2 separate regions of the Homo sapiens genome follow, and region 2 is linked to region 1. A link is a contact called in ENCODE Hi-C or POLR2A ChIA-PET data. All regions are on one chromosome and are shown on one strand. Each heading gives the region's core, a stretch centred on a gene start or an enhancer-like site at or near the end of the contact. The rest is flanking DNA. Distances are from core to core; before and after follow the strand shown. Region 1 holds the start of POLR1H (RNA polymerase I subunit H). Region 2 has its middle 9.2 kb from the start of TRIM31-AS1.

Region 1 (3,375 bases), core at 492-2,991:
GTGACTAATTCTCTCCAAAGAAAGCTACCTTGACTGCGGTTGAAGACTGCAGTATAAGATGCTGACCACTAAACAATACCTGCTTCTTATGTTGTTTTTTTTTTCTTCATTTCCTTTTAAATATCCTAAAAGTAGGTCAGGCGGGGTGGCTCATGCCTGTAATCCCAGCACTTTGGGATGCTGAGGTGGGTGGATCACTTGAGCTCAGAAGTTCAAGACCAGCCTGGGAAACATAGAGAAACCCCATCTCTACTAAAAATACAAAAAAAAAAAAAAAAAAAAAAAAAAAAAGCCAGGCGTGGTGGCATGTGTCTGTGGTCCCAGCTACTTTGGAGGCTGAGGTGGGAGGATTACCTGAGCCCAGGAGGCGGAGGTTGCAGTGAGCCAAGATTGCCTCGCTGCACTCCAGGCTAGGTGACAGAGCGACACCCTGTCAAAAAAAAAAAAAAAAAAAAAAAAAAATCCTAAAAGGTTTATTTCACTGGTTATAAAAAGGTTTAAAAAAGTGTAACTTAAAAAAATAAAAAACAACTACAAATCTCCCTATTACCAGAACTGCACAGAAATAAGGGATGGGACCAAGGGAAACGGCCATTTCGTACAAAAAAATAAATCACTGGATTTGTTTAGTTAGCAAACAGACTGAGCAGAGGGAGGGGAAAGAATACTCACTTGCAGTTGGTACAGGTGTAGAAGACAGTTTGCCCTTCATCGGCTGAACGCATCTGTCTGGTGTGGTATGCCATTCCTTCATGACCACATCGAGGGCAGCGCCTGTCAACCTGGGAAGAAACTGGTGGGTTAGGGAGGCCTGGTCATATCCCCTTACTTCCCACAGGAATCAGGCGATCACGCCTCTCAAACGTCGATGGTTTACATCTCTTTTCCCTCTTGGAATTGGGCACAAAACTCTCCAGAGCTTTGCAATCACTCCTCCATTTCTTTCCTACCCACCTTATGGAGCCAGTTCTTGATCTCATTAGCTTACCACAGGTCCCTGGCACTCAGGCCCTTCCTCCACCGACATAGGCATGGCTGTCCCCAGTTGGTGGAACACAACCGAAGTCTTCACAACCTTCCCCTCAAAGTCTGCACAGGCAAGTAAGAACTGGTTATGGAGACAACCAGAGAGAGCTGACACCGGAAACCTCCCCTTTCCCCTGGCTGGTTAGGCCAGGAGGCCCTACATCCTTTCCCTCAGTTTTCATCGCTAGACCAAATGTACAACCGCCTGATGTCCTGCTCTAGGATCCCCTCCTCAACCCAACCGATCTTGAGTTCCCCAAGCTTCCGACCCTGCGCCCTCCGCCAGGACCCCTGCGTACAAGCCTCTCACCCCGAACGTTGATGTTGAAGCCACAGCGAATACAGGTGACCGTATCCTGAGCCCCGGGCAGAGGCAGGACCGAGCCGCAATCTGAACAGAAATCCAGGTCCGACTGAAAGCTGGAGCAAGTATTGGCGAGGTCCATGACAGACATGCGGTCGGGTCTGAGGAGGGAGTTGGAAGTTTATTAACAAAAGAGAGAAGAGTTCCTGTCCCAGAGGTCGTAACTATTCTGTCCCAGGACCTAGGAGTATATAACCCGAACCCTCCTGCCACGCACGCCTCCTGCCTCTGCGACCAAGGAGCCGAAACGCCCGGAATTCCCAGACAGCGTCGGGTACTAAAGGACTTGGAACCCTTTCCAGGGGCCGGTGAGAGGAGTTAACCAACTCCGTGGGCTAGAGCGCCAGCTCTGCGCCCGCGGCGGGGCAGCGAGATAGAGCCGGCTAGAGCGTCAGGCTTTCGCGTTGACGATTGGCTGTGACGTCATAATTAATTGCGAACCGTGTCTCGGGAGCGTTAGAGATGGAGACTAACGTCTTCCAAGGGAGATTGCGTCTCCACTTTCACCCTGGTACTGAGAGGTTGAGCACAAAATTGGTAACCAATGCTGCGCTTCCAGCAAATTTTCCCACCAGCACCCAATCCTGGGATATTTATTCTCTTTGTCTCACATCCTACAGGAACGCAGTCGCGGGGTATATCCCCCTGAAAACCGTACGTTGCCAAATAATGATTTCTTTGGATTAGAGAACTACAACTCCCCTGGGTCCTGAGCCGGTATTTCCCTTTTGCGGCTGCACCGTAGTTAAAAACAAAGCTAAGTGTTCTGGGACGTATAGTTCTAGCGTTCCTTGGGTCCCGCTGGCGAGCGTGGGCTTTCTGCAGCTCGCAACCGGCCTCGTGCTTTGCGGACGGTTCACTGCGCTTGGAAAGGGGTGAGTCGGCTTTTTGAGGGACAGCAAGTGGTGAGAGTGAAGGCCCGAGGAATGCTTAGTCCCACGGGACGAAAGGAAGCAGGGATGAAGTGGTACACTTGAGAAGGGGTTCAGGACTTTGGAGGTGGTGGAACAGAGGAGCTTGGGGCTTCCTCTCCTTCGACTCCTGCCAGATAAGTGAGGCTAGCAGTAGTCAAGAAAGCTCATTAAGTAGGATTTCATAAGACTTAGGTCGAGTTTGGCTTTTAGTTGTGCCTGCCGCCTATCGAACTCTTAATTCATTATGTCATCCGTTAAGTGGACAGCTGACATTTCCCTGATCTTTTATAAAACATGAGAATAAGTATCTTTGGGAAATCTTTCTATTTTCATTAATCTGTAACTTATATTCCAAGTAGAAACTTTCCCTGAAGGGGCAGCTTGTAGTTGTTTACTAGTTTCCTGCTAGCCCTCCCACCACCATCCACTCTGATAGCTGTGCTAAGTTCATTCATATAAAAGTTCTGGAGCCATCACTGTTTTCTCCTATGAAGGACACAAGCTGTAGTCTTTTCGCTGGGAGAGGCTCCCATCTGCCTTTCTCTGTAATAATGGAGAGAACGCCATAGTGAAAGGGTTAAAACTCAGCAAACTGCTGAAGAGTGACAAGCCCTATCATTTAACTGTGAAATTGCTTGTTATTCTGTCTTACAAAGGGAGACGTGTTGTTGAGCTGATTGTCGTAGACAGTTTTTATTCTCACTTATCTGTGTGTCTCCTTTGAAAATGGAACTTGAAATTCTACCCTCCTCAGTTTTCTGTTTTTAATTTGAAAAACAGCCAACATCCCCTGTGAATTGCAGTAAAGGAACAAAGCATTAAAAGGCATATCCTTTTCCCAACAAAAGCTCACAGTCTAATCAGTAAAGATTTATTGAGCAACTATGCCAGGTTTTGAGCTGAGGCTGAGCCTGCAAAGTTGAAATCTGTGTTCTCTGACCTCAAGGAACATGAATGAATAATTAGAATATAATAAAACTGTGCTAGTAGGTACAAAATGTGAGAGCCCAGAACATGCATATAAAGGAAACATATCTGTAAACTTCAAGGAAGACTGGGAAATGGCTTAAT
Region 2 (3,375 bases), core at 595-3,094, 35 kb before region 1:
CTAAAAATATAATCTGGTCATGTTAGAACTTGTTGGACTTTCAATAATGCCTCCCTTCTCTAAAGGATAAAGCCTGAACTGCACGTTGGCCTGCCTTCAGCCTAACCCCTGCCCCCACCTGCTTCCCATTTTTCACTCCAGAAAGGCCAAATTGCCTAAAATTCCCCACTCACCACACTGTTTACATCTCCCTGACCCTCTTTCATTGTTCCTTCTTCTTAGCTTGTCCTCAGCCTTCCAGGGCCTCAAACGCCTCCTTCCCTGAAAGCCTTTCTTGATCCCCCACTCCTCTCCGACACTGGTTTAGGCACCACATCTATAAGCACATAGCAGTCCCCAGGGCATACTTTGATCACTGCACTAATCTCCACAATCAAGACGATCTGTTTATGTGTGTTTCTCACCTCTACCCCAACTGAGAGCTTCCTAAAAATTCAGGGATCCTGCTTTATTTGTCTATTGTCCTTGGTACCTAGAACAGTCTGTGGCATGTGTGGGTGCTCCATAAATATTTGTTGAGTGAATGCATTACTGGTTTTGTCCTTTCTAAGAGCACCTCCTGCCTTTGTACCAGCTTCTCCCACACAACATGGGGCCAGGTCTTCAATGTAGATCCCAGAGAGTTAAGAAGGAAGCAAAGAACACTGTTACCCGTGTTTTCCAGCCAAAGACCCCCCAGGAACATAACTGTCATTAAACATGCTGGGTTTATTACTCCTTGCAGCAATGGAGAATGCACCCCATGGGGAGTGTGGGACATTTTAATAAGAGTGTTAGGAAAAAACCTATGATAGGGTTTGGGTTTTGGTTAGGTGATTTGGGGAAAGGTCTAAGGAAGTGGGGGTTTGCTCTGGATTAATGCTGTTAGAAAGCAGAGCAGATCCTGTGAATGAATACCCAAATAAATATTTTCTATAGGGAGGGGAGACTAGAATGAGGGGAAAGCTATAATTGGTAAAGAAGTAGCAAACATTTCTGTTAACCAAGAGAAGGGGTGTTTGGTATTTTGTGGGTGGCACAGTGTCTTTTTTTGGATCTGTGCTCAGAAAAACTTGTGAAGCAGCCTTGCATTGTCTCACTTTATCAAGGTCTAGGAGTAAACTTGTCTGAGATTGGTATTCTGTAATATAGTTTATGCCTACTAGGTGAATAACATGGTTTAGCTCTGTTAGGCCAACTTCTGAATGTCAGAGGCTGCTCTTTTTTTTTCTCTCAGTGTTTAGGTTGGGCATTGGGAAAAAAGATGAATTAGTGGGATTGGAGCATGTGTATAGATATGTGCAGAATCCAGTTCAATGCAAAAAACTTTTCTTTTTTTTTTTTCTTTTTTTTTTTTTTTTTTTGAGACAGACTCTTGCTCTGTTGCCTAGGCTGGAGGGCAGTGGTGCGATCTCGGCTCACTGCAAGCTCTGCCTCCCGGGTTCATGCCATTCTCCTGCCTCAGCCTCCACAGTAGCTGGGACTACAGGTGCCTGCCACCATGCCCGGCTAATTTTTTGTATTTTGTTTAGTAGAGATGGGGTTTCACCATAGCCAGTTGGTCCGATCTCCTGACCTCGTGATCCACCTGCCTCGGCCTCCCAAAGTGCTGAGATTACAGGCTTGAGCCAACGCTTCCGGCCACAAAATTTTTCAAATAGAGGAAGTCTGGAGTTTATTTCCAAGGTGTCCACCTCCCCAATCCAGGCATATATTTCCAGGTCACAGTGCTGACACTTTCAGCCTCCCGCAGTCACACACCCCATGGTCATGGAAAGGGACACGTGGCCCAGGTCCCTGGTGGCTCTGAGTTGTGGGGAGGGAGGAGCCAGTGGCTTTGGCTCTACCCGGACATCCATTGTTCTCCCAGGGCAAACACTCTGAAGCTTGTTTTCTTGGCTGACTGTTTTTGTTTGTCATCCTGCCTGGTATCACAGCCTCCCAGTAACTCCCAAACCTACTCATCTGAGCCCTGAGGAAAACCTATTAGATATGAATTCTTTGTTGGTTTTGTGACAGTGGCCTCTGACCAGACGGGTTCAGCTGCCTGGACCCCAAGGGCCTTGTTGTCTCTGCTCCCTGCCTTCTGGGGTAATGATCTCACCCTTGCCCCCAGTTTCAAGGATCCAGTGACTCACTGCAGAGTAAAACAACAGCATGGCAGATGCCTGGCATCTGAGGTCTCTGATACTCTCTAAGGATATGGGGCTGTGATCTTTTTTCCTTCAGTCTGGTGCTTCTGTCTGACTGTTAGTGATTCCCCTTTCCTGATAAAGGCTTTAATATTTCCTTCAAATCAGACAGCCCTGAAGTTGCTGCCTCCTGCCTTCATTATTCCTTTCTGCACAAGGCTGAATTGATTCTGTTCTGAAATTTTCCTCATCCCTGCCCTCCACACACATACTCACCAATGCATGACTTGCTTTTTCACGGCCTCTTGTCTTGTGCTTCTCTACCTTTTGGTTCAAATCTTCTTCTTCTTCTTCTTTTTTTTTTTTATGAAGTTTTTATGAAGCCTTGCTCTGTCACCCAGGCTGGAGTGCACTGGCACATCTCAGCTCACTGCAACCTCAGCCTCCCGGGTTCAAGGGCTTCTCTTGCCTCAGTCTCTTAGGTAGCTGGGATTACAGGTGCCCACCACCACACCCAGCTAATTTTTTGTACTTTTAGTAGAGATGGGGTTTTGCCATGTTGGTCTGGCTGGTCTCGAACTCCTGACCTTGGGTGATCCGCCCACCTTGGCCTCCCAAAATGCTAGGATTACAGGTGTGAGCCACCGTGCAAGCCGAAAGTCTTCTTTAGCTATGATCTTCCTGAATCCTAGTTTGATTTGATCCTTCAGGACATGTTTGTGTGTATTTACATATCTGTGTTTTATACACATAGAAATGTGTGTGTGTGTGTGTGTGTGTGTGTGTGTGTGTGTGTATTTGAAATAGCTATAAACCAGGGACAGTGGGAATAGTGAGGATATGTGTTTGTGGGATCAAGTGAGGTTGTGGTTACAAGAAAAAGCTATATCTTTGATAACAGCAAATCAATAATAGATAATGCCTAAAATTAGAAGAGCAAATAGTAATAATATAATCCTTGTATTTACAGATGTGAAGGTGAACACCAAAACAGCTAAAAGAGTTGAAAGTAGTGGAGATGGGGGTGAGGGCTGCCATTTTAAAAAATTAACTCATCAACTTGTTTAACTTTTTATTTGCATATATAACTGCGATGAAAATCCTGAAAATAATCTAATTGTGTTCTGTGTTCCTTTTTTTTCCCCCTACCAGCCATGTGAAGATCTGTCACCCACTCATTTCCTCAGCCCAGTTTCTCACCCTTGCTTCCTCTCCCCCGACTCTGTTTCCAGGGGCCAGGCTTGTCCACCCCACGGGATCTCTC

The links. A loop is a pair of places that touch in the nucleus more often than their neighbours do. ChIA-PET counts read pairs that join two places held with the same protein, here RNA polymerase II (POLR2A). Pooled maps may share reads with other maps.
Region 2: POLR2A ChIA-PET joins it to region 1 with 16 read pairs in MCF 10A. The contact joins the enhancer-like site here to the promoter of POLR1H in region 1. A Hi-C loop is called at or near these places in 49 of 168 maps with a recorded cell type or tissue (A673, B cell, CD14-positive monocyte and 30 more), 28 of 37 single-sample maps with no recorded cell type and 42 of 50 pooled maps. POLR2A ChIA-PET finds 5 or more read pairs at or near these places in 35 of 52 experiments (A549, A673, AG04449 and 28 more).

What each region holds. Positions count from the first base shown.
Region 1 is chr6:30,059,631-30,063,005 of GRCh38, reverse strand. It overlaps POLR1H (RNA polymerase I subunit H), which reads right to left and starts at 1,741. Exons shown (of 4, transcript NM_170783.4): 1 at 1,337-1,741; 2 at 989-1,089; 3 at 673-782. The coding sequence starts at 1,481. It also overlaps the pseudogene POLR1HASP and a transcript of PPP1R11 not described here. RefSeq lists enhancers at 982-1,847, 1,848-2,714.
Region 2 is chr6:30,094,345-30,097,719 of GRCh38, reverse strand. No RefSeq gene overlaps it. Among named protein-coding and RNA genes, the nearest start is that of TRIM31-AS1, 9.2 kb to the left of the region's middle. Within about 2 kb of position 1,844, at least 5 of the 41 ENCODE cell types and tissues checked have a DNase peak (open chromatin) inside an H3K27ac peak, as active enhancers do; they include PC-3 and PC-9, where a contact is called at or near this core.